Linked DNA regions of Homo sapiens: all the other regions are linked to region 3. A link is a contact called in ENCODE Hi-C or POLR2A ChIA-PET data. All regions are on one chromosome and are shown on one strand. Each heading gives the region's core, a stretch centred on a gene start or an enhancer-like site at or near the end of the contact. The rest is flanking DNA. Distances are from core to core; before and after follow the strand shown.

Evidence for each region. Hi-C counts contacts between places; a loop is a spot of excess contacts on that map. ChIA-PET counts read pairs that join two places held with the same protein, here RNA polymerase II (POLR2A). Pooled maps may share reads with other maps.
Region 1: a map of CD4-positive, alpha-beta T cell shows a loop between it and region 3 (6-fold over the local background). The contact joins the promoter of SAYSD1 here to the promoter of ZFAND3-DT in region 3. A Hi-C loop is called at or near these places in 1 of 168 maps with a recorded cell type or tissue (CD4-positive, alpha-beta T cell), 1 of 37 single-sample maps with no recorded cell type and 7 of 50 pooled maps. POLR2A ChIA-PET finds 5 or more read pairs at or near these places in 2 of 52 experiments (activated CD4-positive, alpha-beta T cell and activated CD4-positive, alpha-beta memory T cell).
Region 2: a loop to region 3 is called in a pooled map, with 15 times the contacts of the local background. The contact joins the promoter of SRSF3 here to the promoter of ZFAND3-DT in region 3. A Hi-C loop is called at or near these places in 7 of 50 pooled maps. POLR2A ChIA-PET finds 5 or more read pairs at or near these places in 2 of 52 experiments (CD4-positive, alpha-beta memory T cell and MCF 10A).

What each region holds. Positions count from the first base shown.
Region 1 is chr6:39,113,249-39,116,611 of GRCh38, reverse strand. SAYSD1 (SAYSVFN motif domain containing 1) reads left to right here and starts at 1,426. Exons shown (of 2, transcript NM_018322.3): 1 at 1,426-1,729. The coding sequence starts at 1,523. RefSeq lists an enhancer at 1,543-1,832.
Region 2 is chr6:36,592,317-36,595,986 of GRCh38, reverse strand. SRSF3 (serine and arginine rich splicing factor 3) reads right to left here and starts at 1,625. Exons shown (of 6, transcript NM_003017.5): 1 at 1,506-1,625. RefSeq lists enhancers at 1,338-1,567, 1,168-1,849, 1,958-2,117.
Region 3 is chr6:37,817,994-37,821,507 of GRCh38, reverse strand. It overlaps ZFAND3-DT (ZFAND3 divergent transcript), which reads left to right and starts at 2,121. Exons shown (of 2, transcript XR_007059569.1): 1 at 2,121-2,930; 2 at 3,018-3,514. ZFAND3 (zinc finger AN1-type containing 3) reads right to left here and starts at 1,781. Exons shown (of 6, transcript NM_021943.3): 1 at 1,492-1,781. The coding sequence starts at 1,562. RefSeq lists silencers at 1,155-1,324, 1,485-1,714, 1,755-2,134 and enhancers at 1,413-2,215, 2,185-2,574.

The sequences.
Region 1 (3,363 bases), core at 177-2,676, 1.3 Mb before region 3:
ACTAACTGCTTCCCACCACACTTAGTCTTCACCATGGCCTACAGGGCCTTACATGCACGATCTTGCCCCTGGCATCTTTATTTTCTGTCACTCTTTCCTCCCTCCCTCCCTCCCTCTCTCCCCCTCTCTCCCTCCTTCCCTCCTTCCCTCCCTCCCTCCCTGCCTCCCTCTCCCTCCTTCCAATCCAGTCATAACAGCCTCCCTGATGTTCTGTGAACAAGTCAAGCGTGCTATTTGAGGCCTCGGGACCTTTGCACTTGTTCCTCTGACTGAAACACTCCTGTTCAGATATCTACATACCTCACTCATTTAAGTCTATGCCCAAATGACAAACCTTCAGGGAGGTCTTCTCTAATACCTCCACCATTGCCTACTTTGCTTCACTTTTCTTCACAGCACTTATCAGTACCTGATATGACATGAAATATGTAGATACACATTTGTTTATTGTCTGTATTTCCATTTGGAGTGTAAGCTCTAAGAAAACAGGTTTTTGTTTGTTTTTTCCTTTCATCCCAGCATCCCCAGTGCCTGTGACTTTAGACAGAGCAGGCCCTAGGTAAACGTCTGTTAAATGAATGGATGACTCTGTTCTAATTTGTCTAATTTCTCGAGTCACCCTCAGCCAGATCCAACAAATATTTGAGTCTTAATTATGTAAGTGACACTTAGCTAGATGCTTACAGCTTTAAGAACGTATAAAACAGCCCCTAACCTGAACTGTGTCCTTTTGGGAGGGTACTGATTGGGAGAGGGCACAAGGAAACTCCCAGAGTACAGAAATGTTCTTTCTCTCCATCTGGGTGGTAGTTACACAGGTGCATACATAAGAGCAAATCTACTGAGTCATATTCTTAAGATGTGTATTTTATGTTGCACCCCAATAAAAGTTTTTGTTGTTGGTTTTTTTAAGGTTCTGACGTATCTAGACACAAAACGAGATAATTTCCCAACGTGGCAAGACCAATGATGGAGCTGCACAGCCTGCTTTGTGAGCAGTGAGAAAGTCACCCTCCAGGTACTAAGATTGGCATACCCTTTCCTTGATAAGAGAAAAAGGGTAAGATGTAGCCTGTTATTCCTCTGACGCTGGAATGTCGTAGAGATCACGGGCCTCTCCTAACCCCTGGAACCATCTTCTCACTGTGGCGCTGTTCATTGGGGCCCAGCAACAGAGATCCCGAATACAGGACGCTGGATCAGTGGGGCCTCGAGCCCTTAAGTGAGATGCAGCAAGGCAGAGCGGCCTTTGGGAGAGGGCAATGGGGCAGCCCTGTGCTTTAGACTTGGCTTGAGGAGGTGACACTGTGTCCACGTGCCTGTGAAGAGAGAACGGCTGAGTATACACGCGACCCGCCAGACTTCACAAACGGAGGAGACGCGGGTCACACCAGTGCGCATGCTCAGCAGGGGCTTCTGCCACGCAGGCGCACGGCGGCCGGCGCGGGCCGAGCGGAGGCAACTGCTGTGCGGCCTGCGGGCGCGCGCTCCCTTATCGGCCAACGGACGCGAGGCGCGCGCCATGGAACAGCGGTTAGCTGAGTTTCGGGCGGCGCGGAAACGGGCGGGTCTGGCGGCCCAACCCCCTGCTGCCAGTCAGGGCGCACAAACCCCAGGAGAGAAGGCGGAAGCAGCAGCGACTCTAAAGGCAGCCCCAGGCTGGCTAAAGCGGTTCCTGGTATGGAAACCTAGGCCCGCGAGTGCCCGGGCCCAGCCCGGCCTAGTTCAGGTGAGACGATGGAAACTTCGGCCCTAGGACCTGGCCTCGGAGCCACAGTCGAGGGCGCGGCCCTAGCTGCCGGGGGTGTGGCCCTAGCTGCCGGAGGCGGGGCTACTGGCCCCCCATCCTGATCGAGGGCCGGACCGCTCATCTCCGGCCACACGTGTCAGCACTGTTACCAGTTTTGACATTTTCTTTCCAGCCCGCGACCCACGCAGGTCCTGATTCCAGCGAGAGTCGAGGGTCCTGGGAGAAAGCACCTCTGCTCTTAAATTATTCACTCCGAATTGAGTTATCGTGACGCCCTGTGGCATTGGGAAACCTCTCCACAACCAAGTTGAGCCACAGCCCTCTGCTAATGGAGGAGGGTAAAAGGTCTAATTGGATACCGATCACAAGTAGCAGTAATTAAAACTTCATTTGATTCGCACCTGGGGCACATGCAGCTAGTAGCCCAGATAGCCTGTGACTTAGAAATGCGTTTGAATACAGAATTTACCAAAGTGTGGTAGCTGTAACTGCCGGTAGTGGCAGAAGCTTATTCCAGTTCCATAGTGAATGTTCAAGACACAAACAAAAAAAAGTGATTTAGTATGATAACCTTTTCACATTTAATTGTTTTGGTAATCTCTTGTTTTGCAGATGAATTTAATTTGCATCCTTTTGTGTTTTCATTTAGTTTTAACTCAGTAAAATGGTAAGGTGGCTTGCAGTGAGGTTGAAATGTCTATGTGGAAATACAAGACAAAACATATCAAGGGATGAGTGCTTTGTAACAATTTGTGCCCAGTGCTTTGTTCCTCATAAGTGCAATAAGAACTAAAAAATTCCTTTTAAAATGAAAATATACTGGAAGAAAAGTGTACCTTGCTCACCTTAAAATTATTTCCTGTAAGTTCATCTATTATTGCACAACATTTGATTTGAGGGAATTTTTAAAAATTACTGAACCTATTACTCAATTTTGATTTGATATTCTCAGTGATATACAGGATTCCAGCTGACTTGCAGAAAGGTGAAAAGAGCGCAGCAGAGTTCAGACAATCCATTTCCTTGTGTGCAGTTTGTGTTAATTGTCTTTGGATAATTTTATTGTTGACTAGAACTTTCTAAGTACAACACTTGCTTAAGATTTTAGAAACCATTTCCCTTATTCTTTTTCTCTCTGCAGTTAAAAAACAATGTCTAACCCATGCAATGAACTTTTGACTGTATGTCTCATTTCCAAAGGAATGAGATCATTGAGGTGGACCCAGAGAAACTGAATTCAGAGAAAAACTTCCATTATTGAGAACCCAAACGCTGATTGCCAGACAAAAGGATGAGAGGAAATGCTGGACCTCCAGTTTCTTGTTAATTGCTCTGTTTTTCCATAAGGGACTCTGCCTTAAGCTCATTTTCATTGACTTATCATTTCTGGGTTTGCTCTGGTGTGAAAATTCTCATTTAATTTTTTTTCTTCAGATTCTGCCTCTAGTTTAGAAAAGAAAAAGTCTAATTTACAATTCATGTCAGACAATTTTGATGGCACACTGTGGCCTGTCAGAGATTTCTTTAGCATTCTATTTTTTTAAATTATTTTTAATTTTTGTTTTTTTAATTGAAACAGCTTTATTGAAATAAGGTTTACATACTACAGAATT
Region 2 (3,670 bases), core at 376-2,875, 1.2 Mb after region 3:
CGCCACTGCACTCCAGCCTCGGCGACAGAGCGAGATTCCATCGCCAAAAAAAAACCACAAATAAATAAATAAATAAATGCCTATTTTGGTCATTTGGAACTATAGGAACAAGGCTAGTATCAAATGTCATTAGATAGACCAGAGTCTTACGCGGTAAAAATTTATCAAGCAACGAGACCAACTTTACAGTTTTTTAAAAAATGTAAACTCATAGTAGCACTTATTCACAGTAGCCCAAAGATGTTAACCCAAATGTCCATCAACAGAAACGGATAAGCAAAATGTGGTATAGACATAAAATGAGTATTATTCAGAATGATGTACTGACAAATCCTCCAACGTTGGAAAATCTTGAAAACATTACGCTAAGTTAAAGAAGCCAGACATAAAAGTACACGATTCCATAAATACTAAATATCTAAAATAGCTAAGTTCAGAGAGACAGGAAGATTAGTGGTTGCTAGGGACTAGAGGAAGGGGGACAGGGAATCTGGGAGTAAGTGCTCAATGGGTAGTAGTCTCCTGCGGGGGGAGGTGACGGAAATGTTTTGGAACTACGTGTAAGTGATGATTACACAACACTGAATATACTAAATACCACTTAAAGATAATTTCACTTTAATAAAAAATTACAAAGAGATATTTGCTACTAAAAAATTTACTGCACTTTGGGGACTTATTTTTTTGTTCTTCCTTGGCGGACTTGTATTTGATAAAGCTTTATTACTGAGTCACTTCGACGATGAATCTGATAAACTTGTAGACCAGTTTCAATTACATAAAAACCATCTACTCAATAATTCAGCTGAAGTGCTTTCCATAAACACCACGTTCTTCTTACTCTGGGCTTGTCTAATTAAAATATCCAGTCCAGACACATCCTATTTGCCGTGACCACACCCTGTGCCCAGGAGTAAGTTCTAAGACCAAACCACTGGTGAAAATTTTTAAAAACACTGCTGGCACCTGTCTTAAGCCTCCATTTTAATGGGAAGCGATGAAAGAACGAATCTTAAGTTCAAGGAAGATCTTTCGGTCTTAGAAAAAGGTGATTAGATTCAGGCTGCAAAATCTGAAACTACATGAAAGTAAGGTGACTACGGGGGCCATTTAATATGAACTGAAAGGTCCGGTCTTGGTTAGTGACTTTACAAAAACATTCTGAGAAGCTTCCCAATTAAATGAGGGGCCAAAAAAAAAAAAGGCGCCATAAAAATAAAAAGGCCGTGACCTGGAATACAACTCGGCTATCGGCTCCCCTTTGTGGTTCCCAACTCCCAGGTAACCCCCATCCTGGCTCATGCCCCAATGAGGAATATAAAGACTTCCACTCCAAGACTAGGAAACCCTCCGATGGGCCGGGAGCCCCCGCCACCGCCCCGTGCTGAACGTCACAAAATGGCGGCGGCGCCTCTTTGTCTCAATCTGGCGCCGCCATTGGGCCTGGCTCCTTGGTACTGTTAAATTCCATTTCCACCTCATTCCCTCTTTCGCTGGTCTCTTACCGAGATCTAGGGTTAAAAAATGCGGCGGCTCAAATCCACACGCTCCGATGAGTCTTCCCGCTTTCCTCCGGCCCAACACCAACCAACTCTCTCACTCACCCGGCGTCCACGAAATGGCGGACCACCGCCTTCTCCTCGCCTTTATTTATACGCCATACTGGAATCACATGATTGGACGGGCTCCCCCAATGAGAAGCAGAAGAGGCCGTGACGTATGGCTACAAACGCAGCGAGAGCCGCGGTTGCTGGGAGCGCGCTCTGGCGGTTGCGCCGGGTGGGTGGAGACGTGCGTCGGCGCGCGCTCGTTGTAACAGGCCTGGTGCTCCCTCGAGCGTTCCTCCCGGTCTGTCGACCTCCAGGTTACCCACAGACTCCTCTTCCTCACCTCCAAATAGGCTAGGGCTTCATAAACAGCACCGTCGCCGTCACGCTCAAACACTAATAGGAGCCGTTGGCCCCTAACAAGATTAAGAGATGAATTAATTAAGTGCTTCACCCTTGTGAGCGGTTAGTCTGGAACTAAGAGCATCGCGTTTACAAACAGGTCACGGAGCTGTTTGTGACCCAGCTGGCACCAGACTGTGGCCGCCTAGATTCCACACTGAAGGAAAAGCCTGGTTTGGAAAGTTTGCCCAACTCTTGCTGGTTTCTCGTCTCTCAAGCAAACTTGCAGGACTTGGCGCCGACAGCAAAGGAGACCGGTCAGGTGACCTGGAAACTATCACCTTTAGCAAACACCCGGAAAGGGAAGTTTCTGAAGAAGATTGAATGTAAATTCTGGCCCCCAAGCAAATGCCAGGAGGGGTATCTCGAGCCTTTCTCCTAGCAGCCGTTGCACTGCCTGGCATGTATTTTGTCCGGGCCACTTCCCTTACGAAGACAGAGCCGCAAGAGTAATTAAGGGGAGAGAGACTGTGATTGGGTTAGAAAAATCACCAAGGGCCGGGCGCGGTGGCTCATGCCTGTAATCCCAGCACTTTGGGAGGCCGAGGCAGGCGGATCACTTGAGGTCAGGAGTTCAAGACCAGCCTGGCCAACATGGTGAAATCCCGTCTCTATTAAAAATACAAATGGCCGGGCATGGTGGCAGGCGCCTGTAATCCCAGCTACTTGGGAGGCTGAGAGCAGGAGAATCGCTTGAACCCAGGAGGCGGAGGTTGCCGTGAGCTGAGATCCTACCACTGCACAAAAAAAAAAAGAGAGAAAAAGAACCTGTCTTTTTATTTATTCCCTCTTAGCTGAAAGATATGCCAATTATTATGTTTTTTTTTTTCTTTTTTCTTTTTTTTTTTTTCTTGAGATGGAGTCTCGTTCTGTTGCCCAGGCTGGAGTGCAATGGCGCGACCTCGGCTCACTGCAAACTCCGCCTCCCGGGTTCAAGCGATTCGCCTACCTCAGCTTCCCGAGTAGCTGGGATTACAGGCACCTGCCACCACACCCGGCTAATTTTTGTATTTTTAATAGAGACGGGGTTTCACCATGCTGGTCAGGCTGGTCTCGAACTCGCCACCTCAGGCGATTCTCCCGCCTCGGCCTCCCAAAGTGCTGGTATTACAGGCGTGAGCCACAGCACCCGGCCAGCCAATTAATATGTTTTAACTTTCCCAGGTATTTTTCTTTTGAAGCCTTACCTCTTATTGTGGTTCTAAAAGGTTTATCTGTAGTGGAGGAAAAAAATACAGATTTATTACATCTCAGCCTAGTTTCCTCACCTGTAAAAGGGGAGAAGGGGATCCTAGCAAACCTTTTCTTATTTCTCTCTCGTCTAGATTTTTTTTTCTGGCTCACTTATATTTGCCTTGATTTGTTCCCCTCCTCTATGTAAGCTTTTCTCCTCTTTTTCATTTTCTTTCCTTCTATCAAATCAAAGGCTCTGGAGTCAGGCAGTCCTGGATTTGGCCCCAGCCCCCACTGCTAGTTACTGGCTGAAGCATCCTGAGAAGAACGTTTAACCTCTCTATTTCCTCTGTATAAAATAACCCCAGGCTTGCAGCGTTACAGATGTTAGGTTTTGTCACTTTGGCCAATTGTGGTCACACCTGCATCCCCAGGGCTTGGAAACGATACAGCAGTCAAGCAATACATATTTGTTTATTTTTAGTTAGTTATTTATTTTTGAGACTCTGGGTCTGGCTCTGTCACCCAGGCTGGAGTACAGTGGTTCG
Region 3 (3,514 bases), core at 872-3,371:
CAGTTTCCCCAGCTAATAATGAGATAATGGTTCCTACCTCGCAAGATTCTTGTGGGAATTAGACAGTCCATGAAAGCACTTCACAGGCAAACCAATTATTTTCAAATCAAAATGAAGGGAAGACTAGAAATATTTTCACATTTTTAGGACTTTTTATATGCCACAACTTATTTTTGACTAATGTCCTTCCACAGGGAAATTTTTGAGAAAGGCAGAAAAATGAGAAAATGAAAATCCACTTCTTTGTCATAACCTTGAGATACGACAACTTCCACAGAAGTCTACATTAAGATCCACTTTCTAATCTTTCTCTGCACTCCCAAAATTACTCTTAATTTCTGTTAACCATTCCTACAATATGGGAGATAGCAAAGGGAAAACTACTTCCATACTTCTTCCCAAGATGTCCTCACCAGAAACAATCTTCCTTCCTGCCTCTATGTCTCCAAATATACGGAATCTCTCAAAAAATAAAACTAAAACAAAACGATAAAAGAGAAAAGGGACTCAAATCACAAAAGCCAGCCTTCAAAGTCTCCAGCTTTCTTACTGCAGAACTACAGTCATGTGGTATGATGGAGGCACCTGTTAGGTGGCAATCCATGAAGCTTAAAGTGTTACCAGGAGAATTTAAACAGTAATGGGGGGAGGAAGAGGAGCTGATTTCCCACCTCACATTTTTTTCGCCTTAACACATGATGGCCAAACAATATATGCTACCCACTGTCAACATTTTTATCATTTTTACTTAAATTGAGAAAGAGGAGAATTTGAGAGCCAACTGAGGAAACTGGATCTCATATTCCCCAATCCAGGCTGACTTCAGGTTTTGTGTGGTTTTTTTCTTCCTTTTTGACAAGGAAATTTTACATATCTCCTGAAACGTGTTTTACATGAAGGTGAGACCTCAACAATCTTATAACTTTACCCCAGCCTGGTTCTGGACTCGGTTTTTACAAACGGGTGACGTGTGAATAGCTTCCTAAAAGCAAATGGGGCACTGGGATATAATCTAGGAAGTGATGATGCAAGTCTCCGGAGGACGGGGAGGAGGGGAGGTGAAGAAGTCAGAGGAAATACCCTCCTAGTGCCTGGGCACCAACTCACGCCCCGGGAGGGAGGAAGGGCTGGCTTCCACATGCCCACGGAAGGGGCACCCCTGCTCCTCCCGGAGCGGTCAACGCCGCCCCCTCATCCCTCCCCGCCGCCCTGCCCCCCTCACCCGTGGCCCAGGAGGCCCCCGTGGGCCCGAGCTTCAGGCCGGCGAGTCCCAAAGGGTAGCAACGCACCCCCGGCAGGGCCTTCTCTGCCCACCCCCAGCTCCCCACCCGGCACCCCTCCCCGGAACGCGACCCCCACCCCCTCCCCGTAGGCCCGGGCTGGGCCCAGCCTCCAAGGTTCCGGCCTCCCGGGCCCCGAGGCCTGCCCAGGCTGCCCTGGCGTCTGCGCCCCCGGCCCCCGCCCCCCGCCCCCACCCGGCCGGGCACTTACCCCCAGAAGCCGCAGGGACAGCGAGGCGGCAGGCTGGGCGCTTTGCTGCGCTCGCTCCCAGCGTCTCCCATGGTGCTCGGCGGCGGCGGAGCTCGGCGGCGGCAGCGGTGGCGGCGGCTGGGCCCGGGCCCCGCTCTGAGGAGGCGGTGGCGGCGGCGTCGGGGGGCTCGGGGCGGGGGGAGGGGGAAGGAGCGGGCGCGCGGGCGGGCGCGAGTCCGGGGCTCGGAGCCGGGATTCCAGGCCGGTCAGCTGGAGGCGGGCCGCACCACTCGGCCTGCGGAGACGGGGAGGGGGCGGAGAGGCGCGGAGAGAAGAAGGAGGGAGCCGAGGAGGAGGGGCGTGCGGACGCACCGAGGACCGCGGGGGAGGAGGGACACAGACGCCCTCGGCGGGTCTCACCGCCGCTCCCCAGCCAGAGAGATGTCCTGTGCGGTGGCGCAGGGAAGGACCGGAGCCCCCCGCCGGCTCCGGAGTCGCAGCGGCCGCTCTGAAGCCCCGGGCCCTGCTGTCTCCGTAACACCGTCCCCTCCCCCGGAGGCTGCGCTGACCGGACAATGGCCGCTCCGCCCCCTCCCCGGCGTGCGCCCCTCCCGAGGAGTCACAATGGTCTCGCCCGGGGGAGCCAACGCCAAAGCCCAGCCGCTGATCAGCTGGGATCCGGGCGTGCCACTTCGTTCCGCGCCTCAAAGGCGGAGTGCGGGGCTGTGGGAGAAAACGAGAGCCTCGGGCTGTCGCCCGGCGACGGGCGGCTGAGGCCTTCGTATTCTTAGAACTTTTAGAATCTGAAGCAAACTTATCTTCCCCCTGTCTGAAGAAGGGGAGCAGGTTTCTGAGTACTCCGGGGCGCGGTGCCTCCCCCTAAACGCGAATGGTGCGCTCCAAGCGGGAGGGGGAGGAGCAGATTAGTTGTGTAGGGTAAATTGGGCCAGTCCCAGAGTGGCGGCGCATGCGCCCGTAGAACCCGTAACCGAGTGCGAGGAGGGGCCTGGGGGAGCAATGCCAAACGCGGAAGTGGAGCTCTGGCTTCCCGGGGGCGTCGGAGTCAAGGTCCCTGGAGCTGCCGCTCTGGCTCCTGGGCGATTCCGGGGAGCCATTCTCCCCAATTTGCCAACTCCCTGGGCATCTCTCTCTCTCTTCCTGGTCCCGCCACACCCAAACAACTCTTATAGTTCCACCCGGTATACTGGTCTCTTGACAGGAACTTTTGGGAAATGCCCCTCCCCCAGCCCCTTGTCTGGGGCAACTTCCTTGTCTCTTCTCCCCCACCGGTGTTGGGGAGTTCCTTGTCTCCACTCCCAACCACAGAGCCACAAGTACATTATCTATGCCCAGGCGAGTCCCTATGCCCAGGCTAGGAGAGCCGCACTTCTTCCTACAGCTGACACGTTTGGTTTTTGGAGGGGAAAGGGGAGCTGTAGCTGAATCAGTAATGGAAATTGGTAAGTGACCAAAGAAGTTTGAGACACTAAAAAAATGAGTCCTTTAACGATCCTAGTCCTTGATCCTGAGCTCATTCTGATCTCCAGTTAGTCATGAACAGAGAAATCGATTATTGATGACTAATTCAACACGGAGGCAACATCCTCCAGACCTTTTGGAGACCCATCGCTGAGGAAGACTTCCTGGCTCTTAGGAATAGCTGCCGTATACCCTCCTTGCCTGTCGGGTATATCAGAGCCTCAGAGAGACTATTACCTAGATTAATTTGATTACCAAATGTTGCTATCTTATTTCTTTATATACCAAATCACATTTCTGTTTGTGCATACTGTGTGGGTTTGTTAACATTGATGTTTATTTTGGCCTCTAAAGAGCAAGGATCGCATTTAGCTTAATATGCCACAGATGCTGTTGATGGTGAAGTTAATGATTGCAAAAATCAAGCACTTAAAGCCAAAACACCCTAAAATGTGAGTGCTGATTTATTATGCACAATGTTTAGTTTTAATTTGGTGGATTTTCCAAAGCCTTCAATAAGTATATCTGTAAGAAAGTGCATAGAAAAAGCCGGACGCTGTGGCTC